Regions from separate parts of the Homo sapiens genome. Here region 2 is linked to region 1. Evidence: chromatin contacts called from ENCODE Hi-C data. All regions are on one chromosome and are shown on one strand. The core of a region is the stretch at or near the end of the contact, and the rest is flanking DNA. Distances in the headings are between cores, read along the strand shown. Region 1 has its middle 71 kb from the start of LINC03065. Region 2 has its middle 19 kb from the start of LINC01413.

Region 1 (6,621 bases), core at 2,810-5,309:
CCCTCACTTCTCAGGGATGAAGGTCTTCACACATATGAGAAACCATGTAAAGTAGATTTTAGAAGGATAACATAGTGTAACCATAAGGTGTTATTCAAAGCAGCAGCAGGAGCAACAGGGCTTTCTGAGCAAGGCTTTCCTATTTAGCCTTCTTTATCTTTCTCTAGCCATTAAAAATGACTTCTAAAGGAATAACATATTCCTTGGGAAAATGAGTGAAAGTACAAATGAATTAGGGTTTAGAGAAGATGAGGATAAAGAAGGTTGCTTCCTCATGGAAGACCACACACACACACACACACACACACACACACACACACACACTTTGATTACTACACATAGTAACTACATGTATTGTAGCTTACAGATGAATGAAAAACAAATTTGAATGTCTTTTTTAAAGCAAGATTTTTGTAATAAAACACAAAGAGATATATTAATATAAAAATAAAACATGCATGATGGCACATAAATATTCTAATTAGGTAAATAAGCTTTCTTCAACCAAACATTTGTGGAGAGGTGTTTGGGCCCTGTATTTGAATCAAAGTATCTAAGTAAAGGTACTTCTAATTAAATAGGAGTCAGGGTGAATATTTATTTTCTCACATAATATGTGACTAAATGAATGAGGCTGTTTTGTTTTTGTTTTCTGAACAACCCTTATATTGGAAGCCTAGTTTGTCAGGTGCTATGGCTCTAAATGATTTTGGAACTTCTTGTTAGGAACTACCTTCAGAGCTCTTTTGATGAATAGGGTGACTGATTATTTCTGTTTTCCAGAATGTGGGGCTATAGAACTGGGAGAGTCTTAGGCAAATCTTCTTGATTTACCTGGAACTGAGGGAGATGTCCAGTCCTAAAACTGAGAAAGTTCCAGGCAAAATGGATTGAGTTTGGTCACCCTATTCATAAACCACACAAGAACCACCAGCCCATTGCTTTATAGTCATACAGTGTTACTCAGTTTGATCTCCTCCTTATTTTTAAGACTGGCCCTTAATGTCCTTTGGCTGTTTCAAAGACCAAATGTGTTCCCTCCACCCCAGACAACTTTGTAGCAACGTACAGAAGAGCCTGAATTCGGAAGGCAATTTTACAAACTTTCCTTTCTTCCTCCCTCCCTTCCTTTCTTCCTTTCCTCTTTCCCTCCTTTTCATTCTTACCTTTCCGTATCTGAGTCACAGTATTTAAAAGTATGTTGTACAAGTGGTGGATATGATAAAGACTTCTTTACCAAACTTTAGTCAGGTTCCCCTGAACCCTCTTCTCGACTAGGCCTCTCCCCTGGTCCCCATCCTGTCTTTGGCCTGCCTGGTGTAGTTTTAGGAAGAGTCCTGCCAAGTCAGTTTATTGAGAATACCCTCCCTTGATACCTGATCACCCCTGGTATCTGATGAAATTCATTTTATCCTATCTCCTACCCAGTTTTGGAATCCCTAAAACCTCAACTTGTAGCTCAGTACATTATCCCTTCCCCTTACTTTTAGCTGCTTAACACATTTTATGGTAATCACTAATTCATCACATGGAAGTGAATAAGAACCATTTAATATGATTATCTTCTCCATTAAAGCTGTCATCATAATTAGAGCTGCAGTGAACTGTTTGCCAGGAATTATAACTTCTGCCAAGAAAAACTTGGGTGTCATTTTAGAAAAATTCTTAGGTGGGGGAGGAGGAGATCAGGGCCATCTGTGTGGGGATCCAAAGCTGAATAATGATAAGCAAAGCCCCTTTCTCCTATTCTCTGCCAAACTCTGGCCAGCCCTCCAACTGGACCTTGCCAAAGACTTTAACATGAACTAGCTTTCAAGGTAGTCCAAGAAGCACACCCTCTCAGGGGAAGAAAGCCTTTGGAAAAGGCAGCAACAAATAAACATCAGGCCTCTGTACATAAGGCTTTCTAAAAGTTGTTCCAAATGGTTTTGTTTGCTACCCCACTGTTTCCAGGGCAACCACCTAAGCCAGGACAGAAGTAGAAGGAGACATGAGGCTAGAATGGGACCACCCACTGCAATTCTCATTTTTATCCTGATGGCAAGAACCTTTATATCGACTCAAAGTGTTTGTCAGGCCTCTGGCTGTGAATCACTGGAATAACATTTTGCCCTGATGGAAGTGTGTCACAGGCTGCTGCTCCCACATCCCCCCCATACTGAGGTGTTTTTAAATGGAACCAAATATCCCAGGGGAATTTTCTCTGCACTACTAGCATTGCTTTGTTGCACATTTTTAGATTACACACTGTAAATTATAGCTGAAGAAAATACAGTATGCTAATTTCCTCCTGCATGTCTTTGAGTTATTTTTAGGAAAAGTGTCTTTGGAATTCAGCTTCTCAGGTAAATGTTTAAAATGAAGAGAATAATAAGACTAAGGCAGAGGGATGCTCCAGGCTCAGACCACAGCTGTATCACAGTCTGGCAGTTTGTAATGAGCACAACTTGCACGTCCAGCATGGATTTCAGCTGCCAATAGTGGAAGAAGCTCTGGACTGGGCATCAGTAGATTTGGGTGTGCATGCTGATTATGCAACTTTGGATAAGTGACTTTGGAGGAATTTGTGTCATGTTCCTAAGTCTTGACTTCCTCATCTATGGAATAAGGGTGTTCAGCGAGATCTCTAGAGTGCTTTCCACTTCTCATACTCCACGGCACTGTGTGCTAAACTAAGCAAAACGACCTCAAATCACATGAGTAGATTGTGTTGACTATCTTTAAAAAGAATGAATAAACTCAGGCCAGGCGCAGTGGCTCATGCCTGTAATCCCAGCACTTTGGGAGGCCAAGGTGGGTGGATCACTTGAGGTCAGGAATTGGAGACCAGCCTGGCCAATATGGAGAAACCCCATCTCTACTAAAAATACAACAATTAGCTGGGGGTGGTGCGCACCTGTAATCCCAGCTACTCAGGAGGCTGAGGCAGGAGAATCGCTTGAACCCGGGAGGCAGAGGTTGCAGTGAGCTGAGATCACACCACTGCACTTCAGCCTGGGCGAAGAGTGAGACTCTGTCTAAAAAAAAAAAAAAAAAAAAAAAGAATAAATTTAATCTGTGAACATTATAAATTCAGGAGCATAAAATACTTCAGCCTGCGTTCTTCATGATCTCTTACTGCACTGAGGTTGTTAATTTTTTCACGTGGTGTGCTGGATATCTCCCATTTGCCCTTTAGATCCACGTTCCATCTTTCTCCACCCTGGCAGACTGTCCTATAAGGACTACAGCACACGCTTGTGTCCTGTGGCTTCTAGGTGAGCTCAGCAAATGTGCAGAAGTTTGAAAAAACAGTTGAGTGTAAGGTTGCTCCCTCCCTGCACCTTGCCTGTGAGGTTGCCATGACTGCATTCGGCAACCAAAGGTCACAGCTCCAGTAAAGCACCCTCTCTACCTAGCTGTCTTCAAATTTCCATAATAGATTCCTCCACTTGTTGCTTCAGGTCTAGGGGCACTGTACGACCCCTGTGGTTCTCTATGCCCAGTCTATATTTTTAAAAACTCGTTTAGGCTGGGCATGGTGACTCATGCCTGTAATCCCACCACTTTGGGAGGCCAAGGTGGGAAGAATCCGAGATCAGCCTAGGCACATAGCGAGACCCCGTCTCTAAAAAATTAAATAAATAGAAATAAAAGATAAGTAAAAACGAGTCTTTATTTATTTATTTATTTATTTATTTATATTTTAAGGAGGGTCTCACTCTATCACCCAGGCTGGAGTGCAGTGGCACAATCCTGGCTCACCGCAACCTCCGCCTCTGGGGTTCAAGTGATTCTCCTGCCTCAGCCTCTTGAGTAGCTGGGATTACAGGTGCCCACCACAATGCCTGGGTAATTTTTTCTTTTTTTCTTTTTTTGTATTTTTTAGTAGAGACAGGGTTTCGCCTTGTTGGCCAGGCTGGTCTCAAACTCCTGACCTCAAGTGATCTGCCCGCCTCGGCCTCACAAAGCGCTAGGATTACAGGCATGAGTCACCGCATCCGGCCAAAACTAGTCTTTATTAAAGTCTCCCCAGAGTTTCCATTGTGAATGAGCCTTCTGTTTCCTGCCGGTGGTACGCTGACTGATACACCCAGTTTCTGGGGATTACGGGTGTGGCAAGACCACAAAGTCCATGGTGCTTATTACTGAAATACATAAATTTACCTTGAATGCATCCTTTTTTTTCTCTTTAATTGCGGCTTAGAAACGATAAGAATCTCTGTGTACTGCTGCTTTGTTATGTAGTATTTGACCTCTATCCATGCTCGTATTAAACAAGATTCAGAAGCAGATAATAGAAACCATTCTAGTAGTTTTAGCAAGAAAGGATTGGCTACAGGGAATCCCATGCCCACAGTTACAGGGGCTGGAGGAGTGGGCTGTGGACTGGGTTCCAGAACAACACTAGAGAGCTCACCTGTCTAGAGAACTATCTCTGCAACAATCTGGAAGCTGGGGATCAGGAAACCACTATACCACTCACCAGATCCTAGATCACACTGCCTTGCCACAATTTGGCAATCAGAAAATTGTGGACTCAACTGTTGGCCCCAAACCATACTGTAACAGATTCGTACCATCAAAATGAAGGCCTGGGCACTGCCTTCCTTCCTACCTGACTCAGTGCTAACTTAAATTTTCACACAAGTACATCTTATTGGTGGATCCTAATCATATTCCTAGCTGTATGAAAGTCTGGAAAATGTCACTTTTAGTTTTCTAGCCTCTGCAGTATAGGAAGGCACTCTACAAGAAGGGTAGAATGAATTCTGTGCAAGCCCCTCTGCTCTATCTGCCACAAAATTATTTCAAAAACGTGAACTTCGGGCATTCAAAAAAGAGCAAAATTCAAATCTTTACTCTAGGATTTATTAGCTGCGTGACCTTGGACAGGATGCAAGGTCCAATATTACTCAGCCAATTTTTCCTCTGTACAATGGAAGTATAATATATACCTCACAGAATTGCCATTCATTCATTGATTTATATCTCTATCAAATTTTTACTGATTTTTACCTTAGTACCAGAAGTTTTAGTTGAAAGTGACAAAAACTAATTGGTTGATTAAGCCAAAAAGAAAACTATTAAAGGATATTTGGTAGGTCGCAGAATTGCCAGGAGGGCTAGAGAGCCAGGCTCAAGGATGAACTTCCAGGATACCACCACAAACAGTTGTCAGGACTAGCCTGAAGACACTGCTACTGCCTTCACCTCCCAGCATTCAATGCTACATTTTGCACCGCCAGCAGGAACTTTACTGACACAAGCACTACTGCCAGCCCTGTTATAGGAACTCAACAATGCCACCTCTGAAGGCCAAGTGGCAGTGGTGTCACTCTCACTGGCAGAAATGGATTCCATGTGGCATTACTTTCTCACATTGCTCTCATCTCAAAGAAATTTCACAAGGATGTCTGATGGGGCCTGAGTCACATGCTTGTGCCCAGCTAGCTACAAGGGGGGTGAAGAAAGCATAATTTCTGATATCTAATTTGGGGAGGAAAGAAACTTCCTAACCAAAAGGAGAGTGTTCACAGGTGCTGAGCTCCAGACAAAATAGACTACACCTACTCCAAATGGCTAAGCAAAAAGGATATTTATTGGCTCTCATTCTCTTTCTTACTCTTGTTCTTACTTTGCTTTCCTTTCCCCGAGCTTCATTTTCAGGCATTCTCTCCCTGGTGGCAGGTTAGGCCCTGAGAGCTGTAAACTTACGTTCTACCAGCCAAGCAATCCCTTGGAAAGAATGTGTCTTTCCCAATCATTCCTTCAGAACTCTGTGGCTGACTCTATTGATCTGACTTGGATCACGTAAGCTTTCCTAAATCATTCACTGAGCCGAGAAGATGGAATAAATTTACACACAATTTTGGGTTACATGCCAACCAAGCTGTAGAGGTATAGGTTCAGCCCTTCTAGAACTGTCTGGCTCAAGCATCGCGGAAGAAAGTTTTTATAAAGGAAACTTGGGATACTGGCAGGTGAAAACAATTATTGTCCACTATAATCTCCCAAGCTGTTTGATATCCATACACACACTCTCCTTCTCATACATGCAGCATCATCATAATTGTTATCACCTGCAATAGTGCAACTCTTTTACATACCTCTCAAAACTCCCTCCTTCCCCAAGTGCTAGGCCAGTTACTGCATCCACCTCTCAGCAACATGCATTATTCTCAGGTTGGCCCAGAATAGCTCCTTGTGTATTGGCAAACTGAGGTTAAATGATAAATTTAACCTGATCTACAATGGTAGAAATAGGTCAGGTTATCTTAATTAAAGAAAAAAAAAACTCACATGGAAAAGGGAAGGGGAAGAAACAGCTTAGAGTGGTCATTGGCAAACAGAATTTGTCACATCCTGCTTCTCAGGAATAAAAAGTGCTGTCTGCTCCAGTGACAGAGTGGATATATTGGTCAGCAAAAGTAGTTGATTCTGGTTTTCTCCTCTGGGAGAAGAGCCAATGTCCAGTATCCACTGTGGTCACCTCTGAAAAGGACAGTGGAGAGGATCACTTGTGAGGGTTAAACTAATTTAGAACCTAATTTTCTATTGAGAAGAGTTCAGGGGCCTGGAGATTACCTTAGGTTGGTTAAGTGTTTATCCAGAAATAACAATTTTCTTAGAAACCTAGTA
Region 2 (6,621 bases), core at 1,722-4,221, 520 kb before region 1:
CCATACAGAGGCAAAGGATGCACTGTGCAAAGCTGCCTGCCTGGCCCCAAACGTCCAGTCAAACCCACCACTGCCCTTGCATGACTTCTGACCCCTCCACCTTCAATCTAGACCCCACACCTATCCCACCATCATCTCAGGCCAAGGGGGACCTTGATTAAAGGTTTCCTTCCTGTCCCTGCACCTCCAGACAAGAGAGTGCAATGTTTTCAGAGACAGATCAGATCCTGTTAAAACATTTAACAAGGTCAAGATAACTTAAAATAGTTACCAGACAAAAATAGATGGACTAGTACATGGACAGCAGCTAACTGAGACATGGGATGCTACGTTTCTTATTCACACATCAGATCTTGACATCATATTAGTAAAGGTGTGGGGCGGGGACATGCCATGGCCAGGGTGGGGTCGCAGCTGGCCAGACTGAGCTGGCCCTTCTGTTGAGTTGAACCTTGGGGATATGCAGCCGCTGTGCAATGGTGCCACCTGATGGTACTTTGTAGAATAACCACTCTCCTAGTTTTTCTTCATCTTTAAGTTCCTAAAGAGAGACTGAAATTTCAAATTGGTTTCCTTGTTGTCTATTATTGTCAAATGAAAAGTGCAAACGTTGGTACTCACCTCTCTTGATTTTTATCTGTCTAAAAAATGAAATCTCAGCTATATTCACTGATATATTATGGAAAGAACACTGGACTTAAGGGATTTGGGTTCAGATCCCATTTTCGGCAACTTACTAGTTATAGGATTTGGTAAAGTTACTCAACATCTGCATGCCCATTTTATGATCTGGAGAATGGAAATAATAGGATTCTTGTGAGGATTACAGGAGGTGATATATGCACATCTGCGTCCATAAATCAAGCCTGGGTGTTGTGGAGGTGTGTGTCACCATCATGCATTCTCTGAAGGAGGCTCAGCCAGCTCTACCTTTAATGGCTGGGATTTACTTGTCTTTTGGTTCCTTTCCACCTGTTTGCCAGCAGAGGCTAAGGTTGTGATGGAGGCCATCTCTCAGCAGATGAGTTGAGACCATCCTGGGCAACATGGTCAGGACCACCCTTGGGCCTCTGTGCAGGGCAGTGCCCACCCTGATGCCTACGCTGGTCAGATTGAGAGCATAGACATGGGGCCATGACCTCCATAAACCCCCACCCAGTGCCACATGGCAGCCCAAGGAACCCTCTTAGCCCTGGGTTCTTCGTCTGTAAAACGAGGCTAACGTAACAAGGGGAGCTACTTAGTAAAACAAAAAAAAAAAAACTAAACTACAATTCGTCTTCTGGGATGTTTTGTTTTGTTTTGTTTTGGAGTGTTATTTGGCTGCTGTTTTACTCTATATTCCCAGAGACAAATGAAGCGTAAGAGGCTGTTCTTGCATTACTATAAAGGAATACCTGAGACTGGGTAATTTATAAGAAAAGAGAAGTTCTTTTGTTTTTGGTTTGTTTTGAGACAGAGTTTCACTCTTATTGCCCAGGCTGGAGTGCAATGGTGAGATCTTGGCTCACTGCAACCTCTGCCTCCCAGGTTCAAGCAATTCTCCTGCCTCAGCCTCCTGAGTAGCTGGGATTACAGGCATGGGCCACCATGCCCGGCTAATTTCGTATTTTTAGTAGAGACAGAGTTTCTCCATGTTGGTCAGACTGGTCTCAAACTCCCAACCTCAGGGGATCCGCCTGCCTTGGCCTCCCAAAGTGCTGGGATTACGGGCATGAGCCACCGTGCCTGGCTAGAAAAGAGGTTTAATTGGCTCACAGTTCTCCAGGCTGTAAGGAAGCATGGCCCCAACATCTGCTCATCTTCTGAGGAGGCCTCAGGAAGCTTATGATCATGGCAGAAGGTGAAGGGGGAGCAGGCACGCCACATGGCAAAAGCAGGAACAAGAGAGACAGCTGGTGGTGGGGGGTGCCACAGACTCTTCAATGACCAGGTCTCACAAGAATTCACTCACTATGATGAGGACAGCACCAAGCCATGAGGGATCGGCTCCCATGATCCCAACACCTCCCACCAGATCCCACCTCCATCACTGGGGATCACAATGCAACCTGAGATTTGGGCGAGGACAAATATCCAAACTATATCAAGCATCTTCCTTCCCCTTTCTCCCTTCCCCTCCTGATTCTGGGGAGAAGAGGCTGCTGTGTGTTTCTGAAGGGCTGAGTGTTCTCACCCACCCCCAACCCCCCAAGTAAAGAACTCTTATGTTTCAGGCCCATGGGGTGTGGGGAGAGGTGGTCCCAGAGGAGCAGGGCGTGAGATTGGCAGCTTTAGTTGAAGAGGCTGGGATAGATAGGGGGGCAGGGGTGGTGGTCTCAGCAAATGGTGAGGAGTGAGGGGGAAGGGTGTCCAAGGCTGCTCAGGGGGTGGAGCATGAATACCCAGAGGCTGAGCTTCAACTCATCAGCACTGCTCCCGGGGACCACAGTGACTGAAGAGTGAACCTCTGAGCAGTGCTCAGGGCGTCCTGAGGCCCGGAGAGCCAGTTCTCTGAATGGTGCAAGACCCTGTCAGGTCCACAGGACCCCAGAAGCCAGGAAGCACAACAAATTGGATTTCCGCCCATGCTGAGTAGATGGGAGCTAGAAAACCAAAGAAGGCCAGGTGTGTTGGCTCACGCCTGTAATCCCAGCACTTCGGGAGGCCGAGGCGGGCGGATCACTTGAAGTCAGGCATTTGAGACCAGCCTGGCCAACATGGTGAAACCCTGTCTGTATTAAAAATACAAAAATTAGCTGGGCATGGTGGCATGCACCTGTAATCCCAACTACTTGGGTGGCTGAGGCATGAGAATCTCTGAACCTGGGAGGCAGAGATTGCAGTGAGCTGAGATTGCACCACTGCACTCCAGCCTGGGCGACAGAGTGAGACTCTGTCTTACAAAAAAAAAAAAAGAAAAAAGAAACAAAGAAACAAAGAAAAAGAAAATCAATGGCCCTTGCGCCAGAGTGTCTTGGAGGGAGTCCACACTGACACGCCCACGGGGGGAGCTGCTGAAAGCATTCCCCAGTCCAGTGCTGCCCCGTGAGCACCGCCACCTGTTTCCCGCTTTCCTGGCCACCGTACATACATTTGTTCATGTTTATAGACTCTGAATATAGAGACCCCACACAAGAAGAGAAAGGCTCAGAAAAACAATGTTATGACCTGCTTCCTGAGGCACCCTGCCTGCAGGAAGTGCTTTTCACAGCAAGAAATTCTGACTCCAGGACCCATATTTTTAGCAGGAACATGGTCAGTCAACACACATCCTCTAGGCCTGCCCTGGACCAGATGACCAGGAGGAAGCAGCCGTGAGTCACAGGGAGAAAGCCGGTGGCTCTGACAGGGACGCCTGCTGCTCCGCCGGGGAACAGCTTTCCCCTGGTTTCAGTTAGAAAGGTCAGGGGACGCCTGACCACACAAGGCTCACGGGAACTGTGGAGGGCGGCCCCTCAGGCCACAATCAGCAGGTGCCCACCATGGCTTCTCTCCTGGCAGGTGAGGACTTCAGTTTTTCTCCATGGCTTGGCTCACCTGTTCTCTTATTCTCAGAGCCATAATCACCCTCCTCCTGCCCCAGCCTGGAGCTCTCTGAGACCCTCCACTATAGTAACCAGCACAGCCTAGAGAGGGTAAATCCTCCGGTGCCCCCAACATCCCACCTTCATGTTGCAGCGAGGCCCAAAATGTCCCAGAAGAAAAACAAACTCCATCGCACACCAAAAACCCACCAAAAAACGTGAAATCACCTTCATAATTTGGGAAGTATAAACATAGTTCTATTTGTTCTGTAACGTATTTTTCATGATCAGGAAATGAAGACAAAGAAAGGCTTTGGGAATTGTTTTATGGAGAGGACACCATCTTCCAGGTCCTGCCAGCTCAGGGCTCCCATCTTTCAGCCCCTCCAGAGCTGAGCCCGGAGGGCTGGGGCCGCCCTCTCCCTGCTCCTGAGCCACAGAAGCCCAAGGCTGGCCCTGAAGACCTAACAGCCTCAGGCATTTGCAGCCCCCTTGGCCTAAAAGGGCTGTTAAGAGAGGTGCAGACGTGGGCCCTGCCCATTCACCCTCAGAGGAGGTCGCGACTTCCACCCCAGCAAGAGTACCCCTAGGACTGTGGAGTGCAGAGGACAGCGACCGTTGACTAGGTACCTGGTGCAGGGTCTTGCCCTCCCTCCCTGTAGCCCGATATGGGAAGGGCCACAGTCCAAGTCCATGTTCATGCTGCTCCTCCAGGAGGCCTTCCCAAACATCTTCTCGATGCCGAGTAACTCACAGATCCCATATAGAAATAGACCTTGGAAGGGATCTCTCTTCTTGCAAATGAAGAAACTGAAGACCAGAGATGTACCTCAAATCACACAGCGAGTAACCGGCAGAGCCAGGAGGCTCCTCTGCCCCCAGGCCAGAGAGGGCTTGCAATCTGGCTTCCGAGCAGTGGTTCCCAACTCCCGGGCCATTACAATCACCTGGGATCCCCACCAGTGGAATGACTCTCTGGGGGTGGTGCTTGGAAGGCTGGTGGTGGTGAAAGTTCCCCTGGTGATTCTCATGCAGCCAGATTGGAGAACCCTTTAGATTCAGGCATGGAGGTTCCACCTGGTTCCAGATCACATGGCCATTTGGTCTCAAGAAAGTCACAGCCCTCCTGAGTCTCACTGGCAAATTGCTACGTAATAACACGCATCTTCTTGATAAGGAACCGATATAAGGATCCAGACCCTGGACCTCCTCAGGAAAACAGAGCACGCATTATAAGATACAATCGAATAGGAGAAGTTTTTCATAAGCTTGGAGGGCTATGGTTATTGGATTCAAAAGAATAGTTTTCTCTCTTGTCACATAACAATTTGAAAAGTAGTAATACCCATTCTTTAACAGAAGTGTATTTGGGGCCAGTTGCGGTGGCTCACACCTGTAACATCAATACTTTGGGAGGCCAAGGTGGGTGGATCACTTGAGGTCAGGAGTTTGAGACCAGCCTGTCCATCACAGTGAAACTCCGTCTTTACTAAAAAAACAAAAATTAGCTGGGTGTGGTGGCGCATGCCTGTAGTCCCAGCTACTAGGGAGGCTGAGGCAGGAGAATCACTTAAACCCGGGAGGTGCGGGTTGCAGTAAGCTGAGATCGTGCCACTGCACTCCAGCCTCGGCGACAGGAGGGCAACCCTGTCTCAAAAAAAAAAAAAAAAAAAAAAAAGCCTATTTGGAATCAGTCCCCTCCCACGGGGACCTCTTTCAGGAGGTCAGGCCACAGCACCGTGGCAGGCATGTGGTAGCCCCTCCATAAATGGCTGAGCGAGTGCAGTTGAAGTGGGAGTCTGGTGTTCTTTGAATACATCCTGCTGCATTGGAAGAAGCCTGTGCAGGACTAGACAGTTGGCCTTCTGTGGCAGGCTCTTGCCTCCAGGCCAGTTGAGTGAGTGCAGATGTCCCGAGAGACCAGCAGTGCAGCCACACCCCATGGGACTGTGAGGCGCTCTCACAGTGAAGACCAAGCGCAGGTAGCACTGGCTTTGTGGTTCGGAGAAAAGTCGACACTCATTTCCTTGGGGAAAAAAAGTATTTATCAAAGGAAGTCTTTCCCTCTTGGCAAAAAAAACAGAGACAAGTAATTTCCTCCAGCAGTCTGAGCTGGGATTTGGGGGCAAATAACCATTAAACAGAGACACCTGAGGTGCACAGATGGTCACTGTGGCAAAGGTCGGCTGAAGAATAATAGGTAATAGGGAGCCACTGTGGGTTCTTGAGTGGAGGAGGGGCATGATAAAGCAGGGCTGGAGAGCAGAGGGAGAACGGTAGAGCAGAATGTCACAAGGTGCTGGGGCCCTGACTCCCTAAGTGCAGGAAACTGCTGAGTCTTGAGGTCACTTGAGCCTCCTCCTGCCTCTCTGATAGCTCCCACCTGCCACCCCCACAGGCCACACGGTCCAAATGTCTCATCAACTGCTAGCATACGCTAAGCAGAAGAAAGCGTGTGGCTGTCCCATTTTTTATGCACCAAGCCGTGAGGCCAGAGGCACCACCCCTCTGCTTGGAGGATTCTGAGGGTGGTGGTAGTTGTCATCTTTCCAGGGAATGTGTGGCCTTCTAGAACCTAATAATAGTGATAACCATAACTGCCGCTTATGGAGGACACTCATGAGACTCTCGTCTGCCTGGCCTCACCCTGACATGGAGGCTCCCCGACCTCACCTCGGCTACTCTCCCCTCACCCAGTGTGTCCCACTAGTGGGCCTGATGCTGTCCTTGGCTTGCTCCTACCTCACACCTGCTGTTCCAGCTCCCTGGGATGCTCTTCCTCTTGGTGTGCTCATGGCTCCATCCCTGAATTCATTCAGGTCCCTCCTGAAATGTCACCTTCTCTCTAACACAGCTCCCACCCATCCATGCTCCCTCTTGATGTTTCTTTTCACCGACCACACCTGACACATGTAGTTGTTCCTTTGCCTGTTGTCTGTCTCCAGCCACCCCACCCTTGCTGTGAGCTGCCCTGGAGTGGGCACTTTGATTGGTCACCACCACCTCCGCAGCGCTTAGAGCAGGCTTGGACTATCACAGGCACTGGATTAATGCACCTGTGGAGTGAGCACCCGCGAGGGCAGGGCCTGAGGACCGTTTGCCAACCCGAGATCAG

Evidence for each region. Hi-C counts contacts between places; a loop is a spot of excess contacts on that map. Pooled maps may share reads with other maps.
Region 2: a loop to region 1 is called in a map of endothelial cell of umbilical vein, with 3 times the contacts of the local background. The contact joins two enhancer-like sites. A Hi-C loop is called at or near these places in 3 of 168 maps with a recorded cell type or tissue (Calu3, chondrocyte and endothelial cell of umbilical vein) and 4 of 50 pooled maps.

What each region holds. Positions count from the first base shown.
Region 1 is chr15:56,812,894-56,819,514 of GRCh38, reverse strand. No RefSeq gene overlaps it. Among named protein-coding and RNA genes, the nearest start is that of LINC03065, 71 kb to the left of the region's middle. RefSeq lists an enhancer at 5,222-5,391. Within about 2 kb of position 4,059, at least 4 of the 41 ENCODE cell types and tissues checked have a DNase peak (open chromatin) inside an H3K27ac peak, as active enhancers do.
Region 2 is chr15:57,334,712-57,341,332 of GRCh38, reverse strand. No RefSeq gene overlaps it. Among named protein-coding and RNA genes, the nearest start is that of LINC01413, 19 kb to the right of the region's middle. Within about 2 kb of position 2,971, at least 11 of the 41 ENCODE cell types and tissues checked have a DNase peak (open chromatin) inside an H3K27ac peak, as active enhancers do.